Regions from separate parts of the Homo sapiens genome. Here region 2 is linked to region 1. Evidence: chromatin contacts called from ENCODE Hi-C or POLR2A ChIA-PET data. All regions are on one chromosome and are shown on one strand. Each heading gives the region's core, a stretch centred on a gene start or an enhancer-like site at or near the end of the contact. The rest is flanking DNA. Distances are from core to core; before and after follow the strand shown. Region 1 has its middle 21 kb from the start of GPR137B. Region 2 overlaps GPR137B (G protein-coupled receptor 137B).

What was found. A loop is a pair of places that touch in the nucleus more often than their neighbours do. ChIA-PET counts read pairs that join two places held with the same protein, here RNA polymerase II (POLR2A). Pooled maps may share reads with other maps.
Region 2: a loop to region 1 is called in a map of GM12878, with 5 times the contacts of the local background. The contact joins two enhancer-like sites. A Hi-C loop is called at or near these places in 5 of 168 maps with a recorded cell type or tissue (GM12878, cardiac septum, colonic mucosa and 2 more), 28 of 37 single-sample maps with no recorded cell type and 9 of 50 pooled maps. POLR2A ChIA-PET finds 5 or more read pairs at or near these places in 5 of 52 experiments (GM10248, GM12878, OCI-LY7 and 2 more).

What each region holds. Positions count from the first base shown.
Region 1 is chr1:236,119,314-236,123,736 of GRCh38, reverse strand. No RefSeq gene overlaps it. Among named protein-coding and RNA genes, the nearest start is that of GPR137B, 21 kb to the left of the region's middle. RefSeq lists an enhancer at 2,940-3,059. Within about 2 kb of position 3,001, at least 3 of the 41 ENCODE cell types and tissues checked have a DNase peak (open chromatin) inside an H3K27ac peak, as active enhancers do; they include GM12878, where a contact is called at or near this core.
Region 2 is chr1:236,157,602-236,162,344 of GRCh38, reverse strand. The region is part of intron 1 of GPR137B (G protein-coupled receptor 137B); the gene reads right to left. Among named protein-coding and RNA genes, the nearest start is that of GPR137B, 17 kb to the right of the region's middle. RefSeq lists enhancers at 2,020-2,069, 2,160-2,609, 2,710-2,759 and a silencer at 3,725-3,774. Within about 2 kb of position 2,129, at least 5 of the 41 ENCODE cell types and tissues checked have a DNase peak (open chromatin) inside an H3K27ac peak, as active enhancers do; they include GM12878, where a contact is called at or near this core.

The DNA.
Region 1 (4,423 bases), core at 1,752-4,251:
GATTGCCTGTGATCATCATTCCTGCTGCTCATTGGCTTCTCTCTCTGTGCCAGGCTCTGTTCTATGTACTTTTCATGCAGTCAGGAAGTAACTCCTATTATCCTTGTAACGACCAATGAACTGACACTTCCCAGGAAGAGCAAAACAAAACAAGGCCCAAGTATCCGGATTGGTCTTGGACTGGAACAGGAAAGATGCAGGCAGATGATGGTTCACTGGAGTAGGCCCTGTTCAGCGTGTGCTTTCATCCGTCTGTAACACACATTGCAAACTCACCTTGTTGCTTGTCCAATGTGTTGGTTTCAAGATCATTAGTTAATCAAATCCACCAACAGATTTACTAAATGTACTGAATTTACTAAAGATTTACCTGGTGTTGGGCATGGAGCAAGACAGTTGGAAAGCTTGCAAGGGTAAGACATGATCCTGTAGGGGAAGTGCTTTCATGGTTACTTGTAGGCAGATATAGAAACTCTGGAAAATAGAAAGAGTGAATAATACTGAGTATTTGATCACACACTGAGGACTGTGGTCCATAATGGTTTAATTGTATATTTTAAAATGGCAGCCAGGCGCAGTGGCTCACGTCTGTAATCCCAGCAGTTTGGGAGGCCGAGGCGGGTGGATCACCCAAGGTCAGGAGTTCGAGACCAGTCTGGCTAACGTGGCAAAACCCCGTCTCTACTAAAAATACAAAAATTAGCCAGGCATAGTGGCGGGCGCCTGTAGTCCCAGCTACTCGACAGGCTTAGGCAGGAGAATTGCTGGAATCCGGGAGGCAGAGTTTGCAGTGAGCCGAGATAGGGCCACTGCACTCCAGCCTGGGCAACAGAGCAAGACTCCATCTCAGAAAATAAAGTAAAATAAAATAAAAAAAAAAAATAAACTCTGGAATGCTATGAATAAAACCAATAGTAATGGTTAAGGGTGGGACCTGGGGAGGTGTGGACAGAGGAGCAAGGGAACGTTGTCACTGTATGCATTTTGTATATTTTTATTTTTTTGAGTTGTTTATCTACTTGGCCTGTTCACAAAAATTATGTTGAGAGGGACAGAGAGACAGAGTGTTTGTCAGACATGAGCCCCTCCTCAAGGGGCTTATAACTAGTCACGTTGGCATTAGGCCTTGGCTTTAACAACACAGCAAGGCTAAAATGATTTCACTTTCTCCAGGCAAGAGCCTATGAGAGTAAATGGGACTAGAACCATGATCCTTACTTTGCAAGTAAAGAACTGAGGTCAAGAGAGAGCATGTGGATACGACCCCATGGTGAGTCGGGGTTCACGCCTGAACACAGGGAAAAGTCCCTGATTCATCATTTGAAACCCTCTTCACTGCGTATGTGGTTGGCCCTTTGAGAAGTTGATGGAAGTTTCTGTTAAAGTCATTCAAAGAATATGTTTTGAGTCAAAATGCCCATGGTCCCTGGCCTCTTGGGGTTCACATTTTAGTGGAGAAAATAAGGTAGATACTCAAATGAGCCTATGAGTACACGTTGTAGTAAGTCCGATGAAGAGGAAAAAGAGATGCTACGAGGAGGAATAGCCAGGGACAACACTTGGGCTTGGGTGGTCAGGGGAAGCTCTGGCTCATTGACATTCAGCTGAGATCCACCGAGCTACGAGAGGGCTGTTGAGGTGTGGACAGGACTGTAAAAGGGAAGGGTCATTCCTTGAGCCCAAAGCCTGTGGTCTTCTAATACAATGTCATTCGTGGGTTCCCTGTTGGCTCATCAGCTACCAAGCTTGGTACCAGGCAATTTGGGATAGGATGAAAACAAAGTCGAAAACATGCTCTTTGACCCCAAAAAACTTACCTCCTAATTGGAGAAGTGAAAATAACCCAGAAACAACCACAGAGTGCTTTAGAGAGTCATGGGATATGGCCGGGCATGGTGGCTCACGCCTGTAATCCCAGCATTTTGGGAGGCTGAGGCGGGTGGATCACCTGAGGTCAGGAGTTCAAGACCACCCTGGGCAACATGGTGAAACCCCATCTCTACTAATAATACAAAAATTAGCTGGGCATGGTGGCGCGTGCCTGTAATCCCAGCTACTCGGGAGGCTGAGGCAGGAGAATCGCTTGAACCCGGGAGGCAGAGGCTGTGGTGAGCCGAGGTCGTGCCGCTGCACTCCAGCCTGGGCAACAACAGCAAACTCCATCTCCAAAACAACAACAACAAAAAAGAGTCTTGGGTTAGGGGAGGAAAGAAGGAGAGATGCAACCAGGTGTGATTGATTTAGCAGGTGGAAAAGTGGGGAAGGCCTACCAGGCAGAGAATCGAGGTGGGTAGACTAGTCTCGTGGAGACAGACCATGGTCCTGGAGTCATTGATGTTGAATCCCAGCTCCTCCGTGTGCCCGCTGGGTGACACTGGGCAAGTTATTTTTTCTGTCCAAACTTCAGTCTTCTAATCTGGAAATCAAGTTATGTTTTCTACTTCTTATGTGGCTGCAAACATTAAATGAAGTAAGATGAATGTAGGATTTTGGAGAACGAAATGCCTGTGGCCCACAGCTGCCTACGATGTAGGGGTGGCACATCTCCCGGGGGGCGAAGCTGGGTGAATTTCCAGTGTCAGCTGCAACCACCAGCTCAGCCTCCTGCTTAGTAACCATCTTTACGACTACAGACAGCAGTCCTCATCTCTGCCCCCTAATTAGCAGTCCTAACTAAGTGATAGGTGGGTTTGGTGGAAACCACACACAACTACCGAGGAAACCAGCTGGGTTTGTCAAAGGAAACCAATCTCCCTGTCCCTCTCCGTGCCCCTCTCTGTTCCCCTCTCCCTCCCCACTTCTCTTCCCTTTCCTTCTCTGCAGTGACCTAGGATCTCACTCAGTACAGCCGGCTTTCAAAGAACTCTAGGCAGAATCGCTCTCTCCTCGATGAGTCAAATCTAAGGCCATTTATCTCAACCCGTAACGTGAAAATAGTGAAAATCAAGAGTGAAACAGAAGTTGTTTCCTCTCGAGAATCAAGAGTGAAACGAAAGTTATATTTCCTCTAGAGAATCAAGAGTGAAATGGAAGTTGTTTCCTCTAGAGAAGCCCCTTGAATAACTTGGACATTTCTATCAGCAACCGTCTTCTAGAATCAGGTCACAATCAAGGGTGAGGGGAGAAGTCTGTGATTCCCAGCACCATGAGAGGATGCAGCCACCACTTTGATACCTTGGAAAATGTGGATCAGTTTAATCTGAAAAATGTTGAACAATCTTCAAACACAGATGTCCCCACTTTCTGGATTTTCGGGTTGAAAGAGATGGAAAATACTCCTTTGTTTTACACCTGAAGGCTGCTGGGCCTTCTGAGATCTGCTAGTCAGCGGCAGATGTAGAAAAAACCAGGACTCAAGTTTTCTGATGCAGAGATGTCTTTCAGCCGCACCGCTCTGCCTGTGTCTCGGTCTGGTGTGGGCTCATCTAAAGCAGCAAGCTCTCGTAGACTGTGATCCGGAGGCGGGAAGCATCCCCCTCTCCACCCTCCTTAAAATGCCTCCCCCTAAGAAGTCTTTCTACTCCAGTCCAGGATTACAACACTTACTTTATTTCCTTTATTTTCTTAGGACCATGCAGAGACTGCGTACATTTCCTCTAAGGCTTTGTCACCCCGTGAGGTCCCTCAGTAGAAAGGATGTTTACATAGTGGGAAGGGTCAGAACTTTCCAAGACCTGATGTCCAGTCCTTACTCTGCCCCTTACTGATTTTCACTCCATCGAGACAATGATCTCTTTTCTAGAGCAGCGCACATTTATTTATTCATTGTCCAAATATAAGGTACACTAAGCACTGAGACATAAAGAGGACAAGCAAGACCTCCCCGACGCCCCTACCCCTGCTTCCAGGACCTTGCTCTGTTGTGGAGACAGATGGGCACACGGGCAACTACATCATATGTTCTAGGATAAAGCGACCATGTATGCAGAGACAGGGAGGCATGAGGCAGCCTGGGCTTCCAGCACTGGGACTGCAGACGGTTCTACTGCAGACTGTAAAGGGGTGGAGTGGGATGGGGATATTGTTAGAGGTCACCAGGGGCCAGATGACAAGGGACATCCTATATCTAACTAAAGAGGTTAGATGTTATCATGTCAGCTCAGGCCGCCCTTGTAGACTTGAGGGCAGGATCACACTTTCCTGGTAGAAAGATCGTAGTTGTCTAATTAGCAAGGCCAGAGGCAGGCAAACCAGGCAAGTGCTTATTGAAACGTTGCAGGGAGTGAGGATGAGTTCCTGAGGCAGGAGAAGGAGAAGCCTGAAGAAAAGAACCTGCTTGAGTCCAGGAGTTCGAGACCAGCCTGGGCAACATAGCGAGACCCTGTCTCTATCTAAAAAATAAAATAAAATAAAAAGGGGAGACTAATTTAAAAACATGAAAAGAGGCCGGGTGGTAGCTCACGCCTGTAATCCCAGCTACTTG
Region 2 (4,743 bases), core at 880-3,379, 39 kb before region 1:
CCTTTTAAAACTGAATGCCTTTAAGAGTACTGAAGTCACCTCTAAATGCTTTGCTGCTCAGAAATTTCTTCTGCCAGATACCCTAAATCATCTCTCTGAAGTTCAGTGTTCCACAAATCTCTAGGGCAAGGGTAAAATGCCACCAATCTCTTTGCTAAAACATAACCAGAGTCACCTTTGCTCCAGTTCCCAAAAAGTTCCTCATCTCTATCTGAGACCACCTCAGCCTGGATTTTATTGACCATATCACTATCAGCATTTTGGGCAAAGCCATTCAATAAGTCTCTAGAAAGTTCCAAACTTTCCCACATTTTCCTGTCTTCTTCTGAGCCCTCCAACTGTTGTAATCTCTGTCTGTTACCCAGTTCCAAAGTTGCTTCACATTTTTGGGTATCTTTTCAGCAACACCCCACTCCTGGTACTAATTTACTGTATTAGTCCATTTTCACACTGCTGATAAAGACATACCCGAGACTAGGAAGAAAAAGAGGTTTAATTGGACTTAACAATTCCACATGGCTGGGGAGGCCTCAGAGTCATGGCAGGAGGCAAAAGGCATTTCTTACATGGCGGCGGCAAGAGAAAAAAAATGAGGAGGAAGCAAAAGCAGAAACCCCTGATAAACCCATCAGATCTTGTGAGACTTATTCACCATCACAAGAATAGCATGGGAAAGACCAGCCCCCATGATTCAATTACCTCCCTGTGGGTCCCTCCCACAACACTTGGAAATTCTGGGAGATACAATTCAAGTTGAGATTTGCATGGGGATGCAGCCAAACCATAACAGGAGGTGTGAAAAGCGTGTGGAGATGTGGGAGGCGTGAGAAGGTGTGAGTGGGAGGCGTGAGGAGGTGTGAAGTGTGTGTGGAGGTGTGAGGAGATGTGATGTGTGGAGGTGTGAAAAGTGCATGGAGGCGTGGGAAGCATGAGGAGGTGTGAACCTGCATGTGGACTTAGGAGCAGTGAGGGAGGGGGTGAGGAGAGAAGGTGCTGCAGGAGCCCGGAGCTGGGGAGGGCAGCAGAAGGTCGGGCTGGGGTGTGGACCAGCCAGGAAGAGGCCGCTGTCCAGGGTAAGGGTGCGGAGAGCTTCGGGGGAGCATTGGCACAGCTGAAATGCAGACCTGTGCTGTGAGAGAGGTCCCTGGGATACAGAGCAGAGCAAAGGCTGCAGACCATGGGTTGACAGAGAAGGTGAAAATGAAGGCAAATCAGAGGCCCAACACAGATTCATGATGCCTGGGCCTGGAGGGCGTGGCGGGGAATTGGAGGGTGACCACTAAGAGGCACGGGGTTCCTTCTGGGATGGAAAAGGTCTACAGTGGACTGTGGGGTCACTGCGCAACTCTGAATGTGGTACACTTCGAGATGGGGACAGCACAGAAAATGTGAATTATACCTCAATAAAGCTGTTATTTAAAAAAAAACAAAAAGACAAAAAAAAAACTAAGAGTAGGGAGGAGGTCAAAGAGCAGTCCCCTCAGTGGTCAAGGCCTCAAAGACTGCAGGGGAGAGAGGCCCCGGGCAGGAGACAGTCAGGGTGTCCAGTGCGGCTGACAGGCTGGACCACTTCACCTTAAGCTGCCACAGGGCCTGGCCAAGGGCAGGCTCGACTGACGGGGAGGCTGGAGGGGGAACAGGCAGACCCTGGATGGCAGCAGGAGGAAGTGGGAGCAGTGAGTCAATTCAAGAGCATAAACTGCTTTCCAAAAGCGCATGTTTGTGAAATGCAAGAAAGAGGTTATTCAGGGGGTCCAGACCTTGTTTTTAAGATGGGGAGACCTGAGCATGCTTGTGGACAGACAGAAGGAGCCTGGGTCCCGAGAAGGGCAGACAGGGAGAGGCAGGAGGCAGGGAAGGGTGGAGGGCTGAGAAACTGAGGCAGCAAGGAGGGGTCTGAGGGAACATGGCAGGGACAGCCATGGGAGTGCCATCTGCCTAATGACAGGGACCCCGGGGAAGTGAGGTTGGGTTGGAGAGTCCCAGCTGCTTCTTGGGGAACCCGATCAGGAACTGAATGGTGGTAAATGAGCCCCACTTCCTTTCCCTCCCCTTCCTTGGGCTCCACACAGCCTATGAAAACACCGGGGTTTTTCAGGGCTTCCCCCGTTGTGGCAAGAAGGATGGGAGGACAGGGGAGGGGAGCAGAATCAGGCCTGAAGGAGAAAGAAGAAATTGCAGCAACTTTGATCAGAAACCCTGAAGTTTGTCATCTGGTGAAAATAAAGCATTTCTCCCTAATGGCAAATTCCTTTCGGTTTTAGCATCGTTTCTTCTGCTTTTGAAAGTCCCACCTAGAACCTCAGAACCTAGAATAGATCTGGGGATGACGCTGTGGGTGATGCTGGCTTTTTGACTTGTTGAAGGCTGAGCCACGGCTGGGAGATGTCCCCAGCTGGCCGCTGTCAGGCGCTGGGGAATGTTCGAGAGCCCTCATGGGCTTTCCGCACCACCCGCTCCCACAGTGGGCCAAGGCCTCCTCATCCCGGACCTGTGGGCGACTTGTGCCCCCTTGGTAACCCAGGCCTTCACCCCATCCTTTCGGATGACACAGGAAGGCCTAGAGCTCTGCATGTGACGTACTTGTTTCGACAGAAGCATAAAGGCCTTTGAGCAGCTGCTGGACTCTGCCCCCTGCCCTCATAAATCAGTCTGTTCACGCGTCACTGATTTGTTCCCACCCTTTGAACTCCCGCTTGCCTATTTTTTTTCTTTTCTTTTTTTTTTTCCTGCAACCTCTGCCTCCCAGGTTCAAGTGATTCTCCTGCCTCAGCCTCCCGAGTAGCTGGGATTACAAGCACCCGCCACCATGCCTGGCTCATTTTTGTATTTCTACAAATACAAAAAGAGACGGGGTTTCACAATGTTGATCAGGCTGGTCTTGAACTCCTGATCTCGTGATCCGCCTGCCTCGGCCTCCCAAAGTGCTGGGATTACAGGCATGAGCCACCCCGCCAAGCCTATTTTTTCAACTACTAACTCAAGTTGACATTTGCTGTCTTACAATCTTTCTGTTTGTTTGTTTGTTTTTAAGAGGCGGGGTCTTGCTGTCACCCAGGCTGGAGTGCAGTGGTGCCATCATAGCTCATTGCAGCCTCCATCTTCCTGGGCTCCAGGAATCCTCCTGCCTTAACTTCCTGAGTAGCTGAGACTATGTACAGGTGCAGCCCAAATGCCTGGCTAATTTGTCTTATTTTTTAGAGATGATGTCTCCCTACATTGCCCAGGCTGGTCTTGAACTCCTAGACTCAAGTGATCCTCCCATCTCGGCCTCCTGAGTAGCTGGGTTACAATCATTTTTACTAATGTCTTAGTGGTGTTTCTGGCAGAAATGTCCCCTGCTATTCTTTGTGGGTATGACAGTGTCTCCTGTGCAGTCAGCAGAACTCAACAGAAGTCACCTCTGATGTCCCTGGAGGCAGTGTCTCTGATGTACCAACAAAGCACTATGCTTCCAACCTGCGCTTGATTCAGAATCTCTGCAGCCATTTTACTTTATAAATCCTCTCCCCTAAGCCAGGACCCACATCTGGACACCCTAGTGTCTCCACTTCTGTGCCACCACTCTCTGGACACTTCATAATCCCCCTATCCTTAAAAGGGGGTGCATCCTGATCCTAGCTGCCTGTGGGCTGAGACTCCTGAGGAGACCCTCGCAGTAACTGAGGGGGACTGAAACTCTTAGTGCACCAAGCACAGACTCCTGACTAAAGAAACCAGTCTCTATCACACACGCTGGTTCAAAACGTATGTATGCAAATTCATCTGAAAATGTTACAAATGCATGGCAGGTTGAAACTTTATATTATAAAATAATTTATGTATATACAAAGAAATAACAGCAAATACTCATGCACCCAGCACTCCATCCTTAATACTTTGCCACGTTTGCTCCAGCTATGTTTTGTTTGTTTGTTTCTGAGACAGAGTTTCACTTTTGTTGCCTAGGCTGGAGCGCAGTGGTGCCATCTCGGCTCACTGCAACCTTGTCTCCCGGGTTCAAGCGATTCTCGTGCCTCAGCCTCCCGAGTAGCTGGGATTATAGGCACGTGCAACCACACCCGGCAAATCTTTGTATTTTTAGTAGAGACAGGGGTTTCACCATTTTGGCCAGGTTGGTCTTGAACTCCTGACCTCAGGTGATCCACCCACCTCAGCCTCTCAAAGTGTTGGGATTACAGGCATAAGCCACCATGCCCAGCCCCAGCTGTGGTTTAATAAATAAAAATGACACAGCTGGAGCTCCCAGCCTGCCCCCTCCTGGTGCCATTTGCTCCCAGGAAAGTAATCACTATCCTGAATTTGGTGTTTTTATGGCTAGGCAGGCTTTCACTAGGTAAATCTGGATTCGTGAAAGATACAGAGTACCGTCCAGTATGGTTTTGCACTTTATATGAATGCATTAATACCTTCCATAACCTTCTGCAGTTTGTTTATTCCCTCATGACTATGTGTTTGGAAGGTATCTATGTTGATACACACAGTTCTAGCTCATGCATCTTCACTAAGGCACAGTGCAGTTGGCCCCTGGGCAGCATGGGTTTGAACTGCATGGGCGCATCTATACATGGATTTTTTTCAACTGAATGGGAATCAAAACTACGATGTTCTCAGGACGTAAAACCTGAATATAAGGAGGACCAACTCTTTGTACATGCAGGTTCTACAGGGATGTGAGTATGTGGGGCTCTGAGCATACTTGGGGGTCCTGGAACCAGTCCCCCACATATACTGACAGACGAC